4 separate regions of the Homo sapiens genome follow, and regions 2, 3 and 4 are each linked to region 1. Evidence: chromatin loops called from intact Hi-C (ENCODE). Cell type or tissue: IMR-90. All regions are shown on one strand. Region 1 holds the start of LOC105377378 (a long non-coding RNA gene). Region 2 has its middle 210 kb from the start of ARSJ. Region 3 has its middle 98 kb from the start of ARSJ. Region 4 has its middle 300 kb from the start of ARSJ.

What was found. A loop is a pair of places that touch in the nucleus more often than their neighbours do. Peaks named below come from ENCODE experiments on the same cell type or tissue, not always from the same donor. Only the 100,000 strongest peaks of a DNase experiment are listed, where the experiment ranks them.
Region 2: a loop joins it to region 1, with 3 times the contacts of the local background. A loop is called at or near these places in 14 of 110 quality-filtered maps.
Region 3: a loop joins it to region 1, with 3 times the contacts of the local background. A loop is called at or near these places in 5 of 110 quality-filtered maps.
Region 4: it touches region 1 in a loop (7-fold over the local background); 4 of 110 quality-filtered maps call a loop at or near these places.

The regions. Positions count from the first base shown.
Region 1 is chr4:114,363,780-114,366,279 of GRCh38, reverse strand. It overlaps LOC105377378 (a long non-coding RNA gene), which reads left to right and starts at 1,367. Exons shown (of 4, transcript XR_939091.3): 1 at 1,367-1,472. In IMR-90, no CTCF peak of the experiment used is centred here; a DNase peak (open chromatin) is centred at 1,229; H3K4me3 peaks cover 673 bases; H3K27ac peaks cover 1,409 bases.
Region 2 is chr4:114,191,233-114,193,732 of GRCh38, reverse strand. No RefSeq gene overlaps it. Among named protein-coding and RNA genes, the nearest start is that of ARSJ, 210 kb to the right of the region's middle. In IMR-90, no CTCF peak of the experiment used is centred here; no DNase peak of the experiment used is centred here.
Region 3 is chr4:114,076,359-114,078,858 of GRCh38, reverse strand. No RefSeq gene overlaps it. Among named protein-coding and RNA genes, the nearest start is that of ARSJ, 98 kb to the right of the region's middle. In IMR-90, no CTCF peak of the experiment used is centred here; a DNase peak (open chromatin) is centred at 1,038; H3K27ac peaks cover 258 bases.
Region 4 is chr4:114,280,167-114,282,666 of GRCh38, reverse strand. No RefSeq gene overlaps it. Among named protein-coding and RNA genes, the nearest start is that of ARSJ, 300 kb to the right of the region's middle. In IMR-90, no CTCF peak of the experiment used is centred here; a DNase peak (open chromatin) is centred at 976; H3K27ac peaks cover 1,888 bases.

The DNA of each region.
Region 1 (2,500 bases):
TGCTGCTGATAGGTAATGGGGGGAGGAAAAAAAGAGATAGCTTAAGGAAGCTACCTCAGGTAAATTTGTGGCAGAAGCTCTCTCAGACTGTTTAACGAGTTCACATCACTTCATGACAATGCTTGAGATGTTGCTAAGTAAAGCTTCATTGGGAAAAAATAATAATAGGAAATCTTAGAAGAAAAAAGGGCCAGTACAATAAACTAGTAAAAAATTACTTCAACTAGATAGTTCTGTACAAAGACCTTGACCATATCTTACTGTGGCACCAATGGAATTGTTGAATATAAAGGGTGAGAAGTTAGTTGGAAAACTATTTTTCAGCAGGAGCATTTTATTTATTCTGTAGTTCAGAACAGGTAGGTTCAGGGGTATCACTTAGAAGAAATCCACCAGGAGTTGCTGTAGGAATGCTTTGTGTATAAGAAATCTGTTATTTAGCAGGCTTGGAGACACTTTAAGTAAGCTAAGGGAATCAAAGGATAGCAGGGAACAAATTGTCTTGTTCTATAAATGTCCCACATTTAAGCACCTTAATCACTTAGCCTTAAAAAAAAAAAAAAGCATGACTTATTTATTGGGAGAAGAGCAGGCCAATTTCCAGGATTCCCCTTATACCATAATTTAAACATGTAAAAGTCATAAATTAGAAAAACAAATTATTAAGTCGAATATCCTTCTCTGGACAAATGTATCTTCATAATTACAAAATTAAACATATGTATAAAATTATTATTTTTATAATATTAAACATTGGCACAAAAATCAAAGACAACTAAATTGCCCACCTTTTGATATTCTATTGATGGAGCAGCAGTATTTGGATGAGTAATAAATGAAACATTCACAATTTATAAGTCATTTTATATTTACCCTATCAAATTTATTTCTTGTCTTACATACAGGAAGTCAATATTCTGTAATAATCAACATTTTGAGGTAACTTGTTGCCCCTGTGGTAGGCAGGATTTGAAGATGGCCCCCTAAGATTCTTAGCCCTTAGTGTACCTCCCACTCCTAGCTAATTGATACAATCCAACACTGGTTTAGGCATTGCTGTAAAGAAATTTTACAAATGTAATAAGATTCCAAATCAGTTGATCTTAAAGTAAGAAAATTATTTTAAGGGAATGACTTAATCACATCATCACTTTAAGAAGCACAGAAGTTTCTCTGGCTGGTTGAAGAGGAAGTCCGAGACTCAAAGCATGAAAAGAATTCATGGCACCATTGCTGGCTTCAAGAGGGATGAGACCATATGAAAGGAATTCAGGCTATCTCTGGAGCTGAGCACAACCCCCAGGTCACATCCAACAAAGAAACAGGGACCTCAGTCCTATAAACACCACCAACAGAATGAACTTGGAAGCAGATTTTCCCCCAGAGCATCCAGATAAGAACTCAGTCCACTCAACATCTTCAGCTTTGTGATATTCCAGGCATATTGTGCTGAACTTCTGACTTACAGAACTGTGAGTTAATAAATGAGTGTTGTTTTAAGCCACTATATAACTCATTTTGTATTTTCTGATGTTACTCAGTTATTCATGAAAGTAGTCAGTTTTTTTCTTGTAAATTTGTTTGAGTTCTTTTCATTATGGATATTAGCCCTTTGTCAGATGAGTAGATTGCAAAAATTTTCTCCCATTCTGTAGGTTGCCTGTTCACTCTGATGGTAGTTTCCTTTGCTATGCAGAAGCTCTTTAGCTTAATTAGATCCCATTTGTCAATTTTGGCTTTTGTTGCCATTGCTTTTTGTGTTTTAGACATGAAGTCCTTGCCCATGCCTATGTCCTGAATGGTAATGCCTAGGTTTTCTTCTAGGGTTTTTGTGGTTTTAGGTCTAACATTAAAGTCTTAAATCCACCTGGAATTAATTTTTGTATAAGGTGTAAGGAAGGGATCCAGTTTCAGCTTTCAAGACATATGCACACGTATGTTTACTGCGGCACTACTCACAATAGCAAAGACTTGGAACCAACCCAAATGTCCAACAACGATAGACTGGATTAAGAAAATGTGGCACATATACACCATGGAATACAATGCAGCCATAAAAAATGATGAGTTCATGTCTTTTGTAGGGACATGGATGAAGCTGGAAACCATCATTCTCAGCAAACTATCACAAGGACAAAAAACCAAACACCGCATGTTCTCACTCATAGTTGGGAATTGAACAATGAGGACACTTGGACACAGGAAGGGGAACATCACACACCGGGACCTGTTGTGGGGTGGGGGGACGGGGAAGGGATAGCATTAGGAGATATACCTAATGTAAATGACGAGTTAATGGGTGCAGCACACCAACATGGCACATGTATACATATGTAACAAACCTGCACGTTGTGCACATGTACCCTAGAACTTAAAGTATAATAATATATATATATAAAATATATAAAAAGAAAGTAGACAGGTGTTCCACATTTTTGCAATTGCAAATACCTTTTGAACCACTTGTTGCAAATTAAAACAACAAGTGGTTCGAAATTTA
Region 2 (2,500 bases), 170 kb after region 1:
CCCTACTTCTATTTCACCACTTATGTTAAAAACATAACCAAGCAATTAACTCTATGGCAGTGGTTCTCAACCCTAGCTACACACTAGACTCACCTGGGACACTTTAAAAATACCACTGCCATGCCTCCACCCCCAGAGGTTCTTATTTAGTATGTATATAATGTGACTTTTCCATCAGCACTTAAATTATTTTTAGCTCCCCATATGATTTTAATGGGAAGCCAAGGTTAGACTCATTGCTCCAAGAATTTTGCTGTCCATTAAATACTGGAATATATGCCATCCAACCTCTGCTCTCTGTCACTTTGCAAATTTCATGAGTTACTTAACCTCCTTAGGTCAAATATTTTTCTTTATAAAATGCTATAGGCAGTGACACAGGGTGAGTTCTTCTGGAAGCTGAAACTAAGGCAAGGATTCCAGTGAAAAACATATTACACACTTTCAGGAGCAAATTCCCCAGCAGCCTGATACTGCTAGAAGCTCTAGAGAGTGAATGACACCTCAAAGTTGGTCACAAACATGAAGGCAAAGAAGTAGAGCTTTTGTACTCCTGCACCAGTTATTGGCTATGAAAGGGTGGGAGTGGGGAGGCAGGGGAAATGACCTAAGAATTTCCAGTGCTTCCAGCCACCACTGCCTACAGGTGAGGGGCTCTGTTGGTCAAGGGCAATCCTCTGATCACTGGTATGCACAATCAGCAGGAAAGCACCCAGAAGATGGGGGATGGGTGCATGGAGCTGGAATACAGGATCCTAGGGGCATTTCTATGGGACTCCATGCAACCGTGCCCACTACAGTCCACCCACACATTCTTACAGAAGGGAAAGTGCAGGATGATGGTGAAGGACAAGGTGGTGTTGAACTAGAAGATCTCGAAGACCTTTTCTAGGTGAAAAAAAATCTATAAAATACTGTCTGAAACATGCTGTTTGAATCTTTGTTTTCTAACTGATAAATACTTAAAGATTTTGTTCTCTCTTTGCCTCAATCACCTTTTGATTCCTATTTTGGTAACTGCATGACAGTTTGACAGGATACTAATTAACAACAAAAACTTGATTATATCAAGGAAGCTTAAGGAAATACCTTAAAGCTTTAATAAAGGAAGGAAAACATTCTTCACCATGGTAGTTCCTCAGTCTTACCAGTCAGGATGCTATATATTTGTAAGCCAATTTGGAGTCATGTAACATGACCAAAGATTGACATAAATGACTAGATATGTAGAAGATATATTTTTATATTTGCCACATATTTATTTAACTAATTATGTAAGAATAATACATAATTCTTACATAATCAGCATGGTGGCTCACGCCTGTAATCCCAACACTTTGGGAAGCTGAGGTGGGTGGATCACCATAGGTTGGGTGTTCAAGACCAGCCTAGCAAACATGGTGAAACCCTGTCTCTACTAAAAATACAAAAATTAGCTGGGCATGTTGGTGCACACCTGTAATCCCAGCTACTCGGGAAGCTGAGGCAAGAGAGTTGCTTAAACCAGGGAGGTGGAGATTGCAGTGAGCCTAGGTAGCTGCCATTGCACTCCAGCCTGGGTGACAGAGTGAGCAAGAAGCATCTATGTACAATTTAGTTTCTGTTATCTGTTTTAATCAGAGATCCTATAATGGGCTATGTAAGACTTATGTTCAGATGATTGAGGCTTTTAGCAAATATATTTTCCTAGTTGCAGAGAATTAAGGGAACAGACAGCAAGAACAGCTTTTCAGGCACTTAATTTTTTTTGCTATGAAAAACTATAGTAAATGAAGCACAACATTTTCACTCAAAATGAAAAATGGTAACTAATTTACCCTAATAAGTACAGCAGTAATCTTAAGAATATTATTTTCAATCATATTAAATTTGCCTTGCCTAGAGAATAATGTCTTGGAAAAGTACCAATGTTGTATAAATTCGTAGTACAACCTTGACACTCAGCCATAGAATATAATGTTGAAACTCTGATAAAGTTTCCTCATCACAGTCTCTACAAAAACCCTTTTAAAAAATAAGTTGAAGTTGCTTTTTGCTATTGTAAGCAAATTACCAAAATGCCTATTTTAAGTAAATAAGACAGGACTAGAACATTGTCCAATTAAATTGAAATTTAAACAAAATTTAAATTTCTTGACACTATTTTCTTTAGGTTAGTAGTTAAATGAATAAATTATTAACATATATATGTATATATATATATACACATCTAAATGTAGACAAAGAATACATGTTTGTGTAGGAGGAAAACTAGCAATTTTAAAGATCTATTTGCCTATTTTATATTACATAGTTCATATAAATTATATCATTTAATACAACAGCCCTATGAGATATATTAAGCACAATTTTACAGGATAGGAAAAAAGAATCAAAAATATAAAATTAATTGCCCAAGGGGGACATAGCTATTTAACTTTGCAGTTGAGATTGAAATCTCAGTCTGACTGGCTTCAAAGATTACTCTCTTTTTCACTACACTGCGCAAGGAAAAGAAGTA
Region 3 (2,500 bases), 290 kb after region 1:
ACACCATTTCCCAATTCCATCAGCCACTTTGATTAATTTGACTCACAAAGCCTCAAACCAAATCCATTCCATTTGTCCCATGCAACATTTAATTAACACTGCTATCACAGGATGAGAGCAACTAGCAGTACTGACCTCAACCAGGCCCCTAGAGTTCTGGACTCAAATAGCTTCACAGATGTCACAAATGCTTAAGGTCTACCTTAGAAAGTGTTTTAGACTGCTAGGGCTGCCATAACAAAGTAACCACATATTAGGTTGGCTTCAACAAGAGGAATATATTTTTCTCACAGTTCTGGAGGCTGAAAGTTGAAGATCAAAGTGTCAGCAGGTTTTGTTTCTCCTGGGGCCTCACTTCTTTTCTCGAAGATGGCTGTTTTCTTACTGTATCTTCACATAGTCTTTCCTCTATGTTCATGAAGCCTTTGTGTTTCTTCTTCTTCTTATAAGGACACCAGTCATACAGGATCAGGACCACACACTAATAACATCATTTTAACTTAAGTTCAAGATCAAAGTGTCAAAATGGTTAGTTTCTTCTGAGAACTTTTCTCCTTAGCTTACAGATGGCTGTCTTCACATGGTCTTTCTTCTGCATGTGTTTGTGTCCTGATCTCCTTGATTTATACAGACCACAGTCATATTGCCTTAAGGTGCACCATAATGATCTTATTTAACCTCTTTAGAGACCTCATCTCCAAATACAGTTACATCCTGAGGTACTAGGGGTTAGGACTTCAACATATGGATTTTAGGGAAACATAATTCATCCCAAAATAGAAAATGAGGTGGCTTTCTGTTTAACTTTCTGTATTGGCCTTTCCACTTGGTGACTGTAGAGTCCACAATGGCATGTAAGGATAATTCTATCATCTGTAACAATCCTGGACAGTGAGAGGAGGCTAAACTGCATGGCTTCCAGGGCTTTAGCTAAAGTTAGGGACAAATTTCTCACAATGCTTTCCTAAATGAATGATTTGTATCACAGGGATGACTGCCAACAGGGGCCATGTAATTAATGACTCAGTGATTCATCCAGGAAGCTCCCCAGAGTAAGCAACAGCAGCTTCATATTGGAAAGAACTCCATGTCATCTGATAACTATGTGATCTACTGATGGTATTCCTTAAAATCTAGATAGTCTCAGATGACTGCCTCAGAGGAACAAGTAGCTGTGTTTTCAGGAGGGAAGCAAATGAATGCCTAGAATCCACACAAAATGTTCAGTCCCAGAGACACATATGGTGACTCTACAAAGAAAAGGTTGTTTGCAATAATTGAGCCCTCAGTTGGGGTAGCACATGTTAATGGTGCTTCCAAATTGTTCTCATATCCACATGATGGATCTTAGGGTTCCCAGTTCAGTTCAAAAACTGAGTTGAGTCCTTTGGTTTTGGAGACAGTGAGTGAGGGAAGTAAGTCCAAGCAGTTGTCTTGCCTTATACCATAGCTGGGTGGGATTTGTGTGCTCCATGGAACAAGCAGCAGCTCCAGGAGTGGAGCTGATACAGACATCTGGAGGTGGTGACGGATGTTTTGCATGGAAGATGCAGGAGCTTGGGCCATCCTCTGTTATTTCCAATAAATTTCTTAGTAATATTAAGGGGAATGATTGTCAAATTGTACTCAAAGCTGTCTAGCAGAGGACAGAAGATTCACCAGTATGCTAAATTTAATTGCAACAGTTTGGAAAAGCCACCCAAGTCATTTCTCATTCATGAGAAAGGCTATAGGGCTGATTCCAAAAGAAAAAAGATGATTAATATCCTTCCCTTTCCAGTATTTTCTGTGGTCTGAGTAATTTCTTTCCCATGCCAAAGTCATTGTTTTCCCTTCACTGCCACAAAATTGATGTGTCTCATTCCAGTAGCTATAACTTTACCTTTTTTAAAAAAAACATTTTTTAATCACACCTAGGCCTTTCATCTGTAAAGAGTCTGGTACAAGAAAGGCAACAGTATTTTTTTAAATTTTTTTTTTACTTTAATCAGTTTTATTCATACAAATGTTTACAGTTATAAGTTTAGAACAAGTCACTGATAAAATACAGATTGGATTGTTTTCAGTATTATGCTTTGGGTATATATTATCACAATTCTTTTTCTTATTTTTAATTTAATTTTAGATTTGGAGGTACATGTGCAGATTTGCTTTATGAGTATATTGCATGATGCTGAAGTTTTGGCTTCTAGTAATCCCATCAGCCTAGTAGTGAACAAAGCACCTGATAGGTAGTTTCTCAACTCTTATTTCCTTGTCCCCTTTCACCCTTTTAGAATAGCCAGTGTTTATTGTTTCCATCTTTGTCTCCATGAGAACCCAATGTTTAGCTCCCATTTATAAGTGAGAACATGTGGTATTTGATTTTCTGTTTTTGCATTAACTCACCTAGGATAATGACCTCCAGCTGCATCCATGTTGTTACAAAGGACAAGATTTCATTCATTTTTATGGCTGCATAGTATTCCATGGGGCATATGTACCATATTTTCTTTATCCA
Region 4 (2,500 bases), 84 kb after region 1:
CCATGACTTGAGAAAGGAAATATGAGTGTCATATGGAAAATATGAGAAATATACTATTGACAGAATTGACCATGGATACTTATGAAAATTAGCATTAAAAAGTTTTGAATTCTCATTTCTTTACAATTCTTTTAGATTACAGATGAAGAGAAGGTTTTTTCTCAAACTGGACAACTTGCTTTGATTGATAGTGAGGCCCTGAAGATTTAGGATCGAATCTGACACTTCATATGAACTCAGAGGACATGGTCCCAGGATCATAGGAAAAAGGAAGGTTTTTCATGCTTTGTCTGAATATTGCCAGGGCTTATGTTCAGCCAATATTCAACAGTGGATACAATATAGCACTATATTTAACTATGTCAAGTATTCAAGTTGATAAAAAGTGGTTCCTTAACCCCCTTAGTGCCTCACTACTTCCTTGATCACCCGGCTTCTAACTAGGGCCCTGAACTATCTCTAATCCAGCAACTATAGGACTAACATATGGCACTGTGGTTATACTGGTTGTTATAAATTTTAAAGACTATATTGAATGAAGGTAAGGTGATATGCTAAATGATTTTTCAAGGTATGTTTGAATCCTACATTCATGTGATAACTAGAACAAATAGAGTATACATACTTGGTTAAAAGAACATATTGACTTATGTTTCTAGGTATAATTTATTTGGGATCAAGTAAAGAAGTAGCTAAATTACATTTACTTCTCAAAAAAAGCCTATTGATTACTAGCATGGCAAAGCTCCTGACACAATTACTTTATAAATTGCTTAGCAATGACCTCGCAACAGTAGCAGGAGTTGGCAGATGCATGCCATTGCATTTTCTCAGGCCAAATAGTATAACTTCTTGGCATACTTTGAGAAAATTCTAAAAATGGCATTTTCCATGTACAAAGCAATGAAAATGGAATGCCTTTTCTGTTATCACCATATATGGAATGTGGTAGAGAAAGAAGCAGACATTTAAAATTCACACAAGAGAATTTCAAAGACTTTTCCATCAGCAGTCATGCTGGGAGAATGTGTGACTATACTTCAGTCATGACCATACAAAAATAATTAAATAAGGGATTTGCACCATATCCAGGTACAGCTGCTGTTCTCATCTATGCTTTTATCTATGAGGCCACGGTTGACTTATTGAACTAGCAAAACCTAACATTTTCTGTAGAAAGTGGACAGACTGCCAGAAATTTACTCTCTGTCTCCCAAACCTATGCAAAATTTATCCATTCCATATGTATACCCGGTCTTTATCCAGATTTTCTATTTTACCTGAAATATTTTATCAGTCTGTACAATGAACTGGTAGAATATGTCTGGAACTTATCGTGTAGACTTTGCTCAGTTCTGAGAAACATTTATCAAAACATCAAGTGAGAATGACCCAGAATTTTATTACTCGATCATACTCTGCCATTAATGATACATAAATTGCATTGTTGTTGAATTAAGATTTGGAATTTTCTTTACTACTGCGTATTAATGTATTTTTGGGCTAGGCAATATGTTAAATTTTAAATAGGAATTAAAAATGTATGTTTACATATTCATATGTATAATTTTGCATTTTAATTCTAGCACCTATTATAATTTGACTTGCATTATAGTTAGTTGTACAAATGTATGTTTTCCTTATGAGACTGAGCTCCTTATGGATAAAGGGCATAGTTTATGCACTTTTGTTTACCAACAATACAGGATTTTTCTTGGAAGAAAATAGTAATCACTTAAGAAATATTTTTTTCAATTGAGTTGAGCTGAACTGAAGGGCTTTTTCAAAGCTTTATGGTACAAATTCTTTTGGGACAACCTTCTACTTTGCTGGCTCTCTGCATTGCTTAGGCAGAGCAATGTGGTTGAGTATAACATTTTTGAAATGATTTTTTTACTGAATTCTAGGCAAAGCAAAATGTATTTTTAGAGATATTGTTGTTGCTTTTCATCTTTTGTTACCATGATATTATTCATAATCTCAAATAGAAAAATATGTTTATAGCTAAATAAATGCCACTTTTTCTTCCGGCCCTCTAGAAAATGTCTAAACACAGAATGATATTCAAGGACATGAGTTGAGCCTAGTGTTTGTTGCTAATTATTGTTTGACATTAGGCTAACTTCCGGAGACTTAAATTGCACTGAATTTTTAAAATGGTAAAACTGGTCTAGATAATGTCTAATATCTCTTGAAGCCCAAAGATCTTTTATTTTCTCACATGTTATTTTGTTTAAGATATAGTCCAGTAAAACATAGGGAAAATAAGTTAGACAAGCCCTTCAATACCATCCCAATTCCATCCCCCATTCAGTTCCCCCCAACTCCATCCCCAAAGAAATCTATATTTAAGCCTCATTATTTGCCTTTATACTTTTCCACACAGTAGGTGTAGGCAGGTATTGAGACCCCTCTTCCTCAGGGAGACAAATGAAAGCACAGAGGGAGCAAGAAATTTGAACATGTATATCTATCATTTAATGAATGGGGAAATAGGAAT